2 separate regions of the Homo sapiens genome follow, and region 2 is linked to region 1. Evidence: chromatin contacts called from ENCODE Hi-C or POLR2A ChIA-PET data. All regions are on one chromosome and are shown on one strand. The core of a region is the stretch at or near the end of the contact, and the rest is flanking DNA. Distances in the headings are between cores, read along the strand shown. Region 1 overlaps LOC105376360 (a long non-coding RNA gene). Region 2 overlaps LOC105376360 (a long non-coding RNA gene).

Evidence for each region. A loop is a pair of places that touch in the nucleus more often than their neighbours do. ChIA-PET counts read pairs that join two places held with the same protein, here RNA polymerase II (POLR2A).
Region 2: a loop to region 1 is called in a map of gastrocnemius medialis, with 2.3 times the contacts of the local background. The contact joins two enhancer-like sites. A Hi-C loop is called at or near these places in 1 of 168 maps with a recorded cell type or tissue (gastrocnemius medialis). POLR2A ChIA-PET finds 5 or more read pairs at or near these places in 2 of 52 experiments (A673 and HEK293).

What each region holds. Positions count from the first base shown.
Region 1 is chr10:3,569,248-3,572,680 of GRCh38, forward strand. The region is part of intron 1 of LOC105376360 (a long non-coding RNA gene); the gene reads left to right. Among named protein-coding and RNA genes, the nearest start is that of LINC02669, 68 kb to the left of the region's middle. Within about 2 kb of position 1,377, at least 6 of the 41 ENCODE cell types and tissues checked have a DNase peak (open chromatin) inside an H3K27ac peak, as active enhancers do; they include gastrocnemius medialis, where a contact is called at or near this core.
Region 2 is chr10:3,719,076-3,722,856 of GRCh38, forward strand. All of the region lies in intron 1 of LOC105376360 (a long non-coding RNA gene), which reads left to right. Among named protein-coding and RNA genes, the nearest start is that of KLF6, 64 kb to the right of the region's middle. RefSeq lists an enhancer at 3,520-3,781. Within about 2 kb of position 1,641, at least 10 of the 41 ENCODE cell types and tissues checked have a DNase peak (open chromatin) inside an H3K27ac peak, as active enhancers do; they include gastrocnemius medialis, where a contact is called at or near this core.

The DNA of each region.
Region 1 (3,433 bases), core at 127-2,626:
AGATGGAGCAACAATGACTGCAAATGGATGTGAAATTCACTCGGAAGTTTTTCTATTATTTTTATCACTCTAATTCAAAATACACCTGCCAGCATTCTTTTCTCTGATTCACAAGCACCTCTTTAAAAACAGACACAGTGTAACTAAAAGATAAATATTTAAGGTGATGGATATCCCAGTTACCATTTGATTACATGGAAGTATTAGATTATTACAGGTACCCCCAAATATGTACATCTACTATATATCAATAAGAAAAGGCTTGGAAAGTAAAAAAGGAAAAAAAACAGACATATACACACCCAATAGTGCACGTGCACATAACATCTAATTTTAAGTAGAAACGCAGTGATTTCATATCATAAAGAAAAGGAGTTTGGGGCCTTCCGTGCTGAGCCTTAGTGTTGGTAGGAAACACTAACAGGCAGTGCTGGGGACAAAATCTGTGGGACTCAAACAAAACGAAAATGTGGGTCCCCTTGTGAAGAAATCATGCAGATGGCCAAGGCCAGGACAGCAGAGGGCTAAGCTAAGTTCGTGTCCCATTCCCTGCAGCCAGCACTGCCCAGGAGCCGCCTTCCATTCTCAAACATGTAACACAGAGGCACCCGATGGCAGAGATGGCTTCACGCTAGCTGTGCAAAGCTGCCCACCATCATCCTGGAAATCATGCAGACGGCCAAGCCCAGGACCGTAGGGCACTAAGCTAAGTTCATGTCCCCTTCCCTGCAGCCAGCACTGCCTAGGAGCGGCCTTCCATTCTCAAACATGTAACACAGAGGCACCCGATGGCAGAGACGGCTTCACGCCAGCTGTGCAAAGCTGCCCACCATCATCCTGGAAATCATGCAGACGGCCAAGCCCAGGACCCTAGGGCACTAAGCTAAGTTCGTGTCCCCTTCCCTGCAGCCAGCACTGCCTAGGAGCGGCCTTCCATTCTCAAACATGTAACACAGATGCACACGATGGCAGAGACGGCTTCACGCTAGCTGTGCAAAGCTGCCCACGGTCATCCTGGGCCATGGTGCAAACTAGACGGTGGAGCAAAGGAAGTTTCAAAGCAAGCGCCCCTTCCTCTTCTTGGGCAAAACAACTTCTCTTTTGTGTTCTTCCAGCAGCCTCGACTGTAAAGACCTTTCGGTCACTGCATTAGCCCTTGTCTTTCCATCTGGCTACTCAGCTGCTGCTATTAGCTGAAACATCACTTAAAACAAGAAGCAAGGCATTAAATGTTTCATTCACCCAGGCAGCAGCTGTGGGGAGATAAAGGATGACATGCAATGGAGACTTTAAACACCAGAGCCCTGAGAGGACAGGGGTCTTGGGCGGCACCTCTTATTTTATCGGTGGGCAGCAGGCCTGTCCCAGGGAGTGGTCACTGGGGAGCCAAGCCTGTCAAACACCTTTTGGCAGGAATTGTCACAAAACAGGAACCTGCTGGGAGGACAGAGACATTTCAGCCAAAAAACAAAGGCCCTCGAGCCTTGGGCATTTTATTTTGCTTTGAAAAAAGACCTTTCAGCGAAGAAAATGGCATCATTGTTCTGCTCCTGAGCACTGATACCACAGCGGGGTCACTGTCCCCTAGTGCCCAGCACACCCTGCACAGCCTTGGGGACAGGGGCAGGGGCTGAGGGGCCACAGGAAGGCCCCAGTGAGGGGGAAATTGTCCTTCAGTACAGAACACTCATTTGCAGGGAATGTGGGGCTCGAGCCAAAAGGGCTGGCTGGCTTCATCGAGGCTGTGCATCGTGTTTGAAAGTGTGTTGAGCCATGTTTGTCCCCAGTGCCAGTCCCCACCTCCTATCCGGCAGGGCCGTCCAAGGTCAACGAGAAGAAATGAGTCTTTACTGAAATGCAGAAAGTACTGTGCTTCCCCAGCATCTGGAAAACCTGCCCTCCCTACAGCAGTGCCACTGGGGACAACGCTGTGTTCTCCTTGGGGGTGTGGCCAGTGGCCTCCCACTGTGGAAGACGGCCTGCAGGGCCTCTCTGCGAAGGTGACAACTCCTCTCAGCCGCTCCCTTGGCGAGTCCCTGTGCTAGATGAGCGGCTCGCTGGTTCCGATCATTCCTTTCTTCATTTGTTAACGGGGATTAAAGGACATTTCTCCAAGACCCCCTCCAGAATCTGCAAGACCCAGTGCAAAATGAACATGCAGGCCCCATGAACAAGCAAGGTTAAGAATTTCAAGGCAGTGACGAGGGGGCATTAAAGAACCCAGCATGGGGCCCTGCTAAGCTTGGGCCGGAGCGCCCGCCCAGGTGGCCCGTCCGTGACTTCTGCCCTGTGTGCTTGCCCGGATTGTTAGGAAGAGTGATCAGAAACGTGTGTGAAATCGGAGTGCTGCCCAGCTCTTGATAGATCCCGGGTGGATGATGGTCCAACTTAAACAGATGGCCAGGAAGGAAGGAAAGGTATTTCCGTGGAAATCATCTAAATCAAGATGCAGAGCCCACGTGTGAAAAGAATGTGTTGCTAAGAAGTCATTATTTAGATACAATGAGATCAAACTATATAAAGAAAATGAAGTGGAAATATGGGTTTTACCTGCCCCTCTCTCCTCCCAGTGAGAAAATGGAGTTGAAATATGGATTTTGTTTGCCCCCTTCCAAGGCGAAGAGGACGTTTGATGATGTCCACGTCCGAGGGCTGTGCCTGAGCATCAGAGGCAAATGGAAGTCAGGTCTCCTATGAAGACAGAAGTTCCAGTGACCCCAGTTGGAGAACACCAATCTCTTCTAAAAACAGAAAGTTCAGAAATCACAGCCTGAGTAGGCACTGACAGGTGTCATGTTCGTATTTTTACCCTAGCTCCATACATGAACATTTATTAACCATTATGAACATCTTAGAACAAGTAATTTTTCCTCCCTATGTATTATAACCTAGAGAGTGAAACTAAGAGAGTCTCATAAGGAACATGGACTCTTTCTATTCCCTTAAAAGGCTCTGCATGTAACACAATCTTCCTCACAAGAGACTTAAACAGATCGATCCTGTCCCCTAAAAATGTGTAGGCAGTATTTTCTGCCTGTAACTTCTGAAAACTTCCATAAATTTCCTTTCTGCTGTATGAAAGGACTTCCTTTCATCTATCCTAAAACTACCCTCTTCAAACTTCAAAGGCTGACGCCACAGTTTAAATATTCTGGGATTTGGCTAAGAGGTCCATGATCACGTTAGCAATGCCTTTCATGAATTTACAAACTTTGATCATTTCTTCACCTCGGCCTTCATCTTTCAGACAAAAGAACTCTAATTTTTTCAGTCAGTTCTTACAAGGAAGACATTCCAGCCACCTCCTCCTAACATTTGGTTCCCCGTTCTTCCCATATTGAAAGAATGTATCTGTCTGTCTATAAAAGCAAGATGAGGGATGATACATGCAAAGTTTCCCATGAACAGCTGCAACATAGCTTTTGAAGAGTAG
Region 2 (3,781 bases), core at 391-2,890, 150 kb after region 1:
AGATGGGAGCAGAGAAAGGGAGAGCCCTGTGGGGCAGGGGCCAGACTGATTACAAGACAGGGGCCCGGCAGGGAAAGGCAGGACCCTGGGGTGGAAGGAGGGGCCTGGACCTGGAGACAGGGGCTGTCATGTTGGCCTGGGGCCCGAGGGTGAGTGGAGGCTGGGCCAGCACGCTCCTCCACTCAGGGGCCTGTCCAGGGTCTGTGAGGTGTGAAAGGGCACCTGACAATGGGCGTCCAGGGACTGCAGAGAAGGGCCCAGGTCAGGCCTCAGGCTGCTGGTCACAAAAGGCCTCGTGTGACTCAGATGTCCGCTTGCTCCTGGACGGCTTTCTCAGGCTGGGAACGAAGCAGCTGGGCAGCTTCTAGTTCTACCTGCAGAGTCACTTTCTCGTGTGTTTGTTTCATGTCTTCTGAACGGCGGGAGCTGCGAGGGCTACTGGAAGTTGAGAAGTTATTCTGCTGGGACGTGGCCATGCCCGGGAACCAGTAGCTCCGTAACAGCACCTGAGCCTGCAGCCTGCCAAGCCCCTGGCGGGAGGAGGAGAGCCTTCAGGGATTCCCCAGGAAGCCACCTGAGCAGGACTAGGGTGGAAACATCGGAGAGTGAAGGAACAGCCTCTCTCTTGGGAGGAGTGTGATCAAGAGGAATGAGGAGAAGAATGAGGTCATGAATCCCAACACAGACAGGCAAGTACACAGGTCCAGAGCCAAAGAGACAGAGAGACAGAGAGAAAGAGAGCTGGCCCCAGTGTGAACAGACCTGAGCCAGTGCAGACGTATCCCTGGTTAAGGTATAGACAAATGCAGCCGGGCGCGGTGGCTCATGCCTATAATCCCAGCACTTTGGGAGGCCGAGGCAGGCGGATCACGAGGTCAGGAGATCGAGACCATCCTGGCTAACATGGTGAAACCCTGTCTCTACTAAAAATACAAAAAACTAGCCAGGCGTGGTGGCAGGTGCCTGTAGTCCCAGCTACTCGGGAGGCTGAGGCAGGAGAATGGCGTGAACCCAGGAGGCGGAGCTTGCAGTGAGCCGAGATGGCACCACTGCACTCCAGCCTGGGGGACAGAGCGACACTCGGACTCAAAAAAAAAAAAAAAAAAAAGAAAAGAAAATGTATAGACAAATGCTTATCACCAGAAGAAACTGAGATCTTTCATCTAAAATTCAGAATTCCAGGCATTTATAGTGATTTTTAAGAAAAAAAAAATTATTAAAATAGTGATTCATCCCCCAAACCAATTTATTATTCTTAATGTCATTAAAAACCACACACACACACAAAAAGACTGGAGACTCAGCCCAGGACAGTGAGCATAGTTAGAAAGAAAGCCACTTGAGCAGGACCGGGTAGAGGTTAACTTCCAACCACAGCTAAAGATGCCAGATTGTCATTCCAGTTCAGTAAAGCCCACCTCAAACTGTATTTATTGATTCATTTCACAATAATCTGCTACTGTATTCAACACTCTAAGGGAGTGAGGAGTTTACTTGATTCAGCGGTAAACGCAGAGCTCTGGTAGGAGGTATTAATACTACTTATCAGCAAAGGTTACTAGCTTGCAAAATGTTTGAATCATGTTACCACATGGTTACCAAAGCTGAGTTATGAAATGCCAGGGGCTGACTCTGGGTGCACAGCACTTACGTAAGTCACTCTGCACAGGGCGCTGGAGGAGAAGTTGAGTTCTATTACAGGAAGCAGAGGAAGTTTCAGCAGACAGTCACTTGCCAATTTGAACAGTCCAAACACATGGTCTTCCAGTTTACATGCCCAGTGGTTTCTAAATAATTCACATGTCAGCTGCACAGACACATTGATAGTGTCATGGGTTTTGATGGGTTGGCCCAAATCCCATCATGAGTACAGTTCCATGTTCCCCCTGAAACTGGCGACGAGAAGTCCTCCCGGGGGAAGGCAGACAAGGGCAGCAGTGGAGTTTTGGGGTTGAGACTGAGCCAGAAAGCAAAGTGCCACTTCTGCCCATATGATGGTGAGATTTTGGAAGATTCCAAGTCTGAGAGACTGGGTCATATTGAGAGAATCGTGGAAATCATTTGGAAACCGGGCAGTGGGGAGGGAAGGATAAAGCCGTCTTCCATTTAAAAGGGAAACAGATACAATCTGAATGTATCTCCCCGGTTTGTCTGCTAAGGAGAGACACTCTTGTCTGCCGATAAAGAGCTGAGAGCCTCAAGTAGGTCAAAAATAAAGAAAACAAATTGAAGGTGAGATTGATTCATGACACATGTGTTACAAGGTCTGGTGGGAGCCTCTACTTTTTCTGGAGGATAAAACCATCAAAGCACACTGCCCCCGTTTCATCACACCACTTGCGTATTATAGAGACACAATCAGTTCTCAAAATCCCTAATTTGGGCATTTTGTGCCTCAAAAATATTTGTTCCCTTAGTATTCAATGTGGCACCATAGTACGAGTGCAGGTGTTTTGAATTTACACCTATCCTAGCTTTCACTTCTGATCCAACTCATGGGTTTGGTACGTCTGCTTAGCAGTACAATTTCAACGACTAAAATTGTCCGTCTCTATTGACTATGAACCATGCAAAAGGACGACCACTGGATGGTTTTCACCACAGCTGTGGCCACAGTGGCTGGAGAGGTGGTCCACCCTAGAAGACCCTAGGAAATAGCAGGCTGATGACACTGAACACATCAGTTATGTGAAAGGTGTGCGTGCATGGTGAGCCAGGAGGCTCAGTCCTGGGAGCAAAAAGACATTATAATCTTTAAATCAGAAGTAATTCCAGGAGCTTTCAACTGATAAAGGGGCTATCTTATGACATGAATAAATAACTAGACATAGTAACAACAAAATGATATTTTTCTTACTCAGGTGATCATCTTCTTATTCAAACGTGTATGTCAGAACCTGACTTAGGGATGGGAAGTTAGAAAATAAAATGAGAAAAGTGGAAAGCTGATTTCCTGCAGCCTACTTCCATCATTAACTCTTGGAGGCTTGACAATCCTTGTTGGAAAGCAGTCACCCAGGCAGTAAACGCTGACTAATTGATGTGTTAATAAAAGTGGACATTGTGTAACATTCCTAATATGTTAATAGTGTGGTTTGCAAAACATTTTAAAATTACTTTAATGAAATATTTGATTAAACGTAGGTTTAATTTAAAATTTCACATTTTTAATCAAGGAGGATCAGTAATTAGCCTGGAGGCTTGAATCGAGAGCATATGTATAATTTCTGCAAATAAAGAGAGTGCACCAGTGTTCCTAGAGGGTCCTGTGTCATCGACCTGTGTATGTGTGAATAACTACACATTTTTGGTGCTGTGGGATTCACTGGTAATTGCATTGCAGACCAATTAAGAGAGTATTTATAGTCCAAATTAACCTGATAATCAAGAATCCCCATACAATATTGATCTCTCTTAAGAATTTTCTGAATGTAGGTAGGTGCTCTAACCAGCTTCTTGAAGAAGTGTTCAGAAGCCAGAATCAATGAATTCGGCGGTAATATTTCCCCCTAGAAACGTGGGCCATTTTCAATTTTTGCATGCGCAGAGTAAATGCTCAGCAAAAGATTAATTACTTGAGTATTTCATCGATATTCCTATAGACAGAAGGTATTTACGGAGGGCCTGAGCATGCATTCTGTAGAGTCCGATAGGTGGGATGTCTTCCCTCACCCATCACAAGGGTCATAGCAGAGACTCCTAGAACAAAAGACAGGTTAACAGGAGAAAAGCATAATAGGCATAATATTTAGTCCAAATTTTACATGACACGAGATCCTTC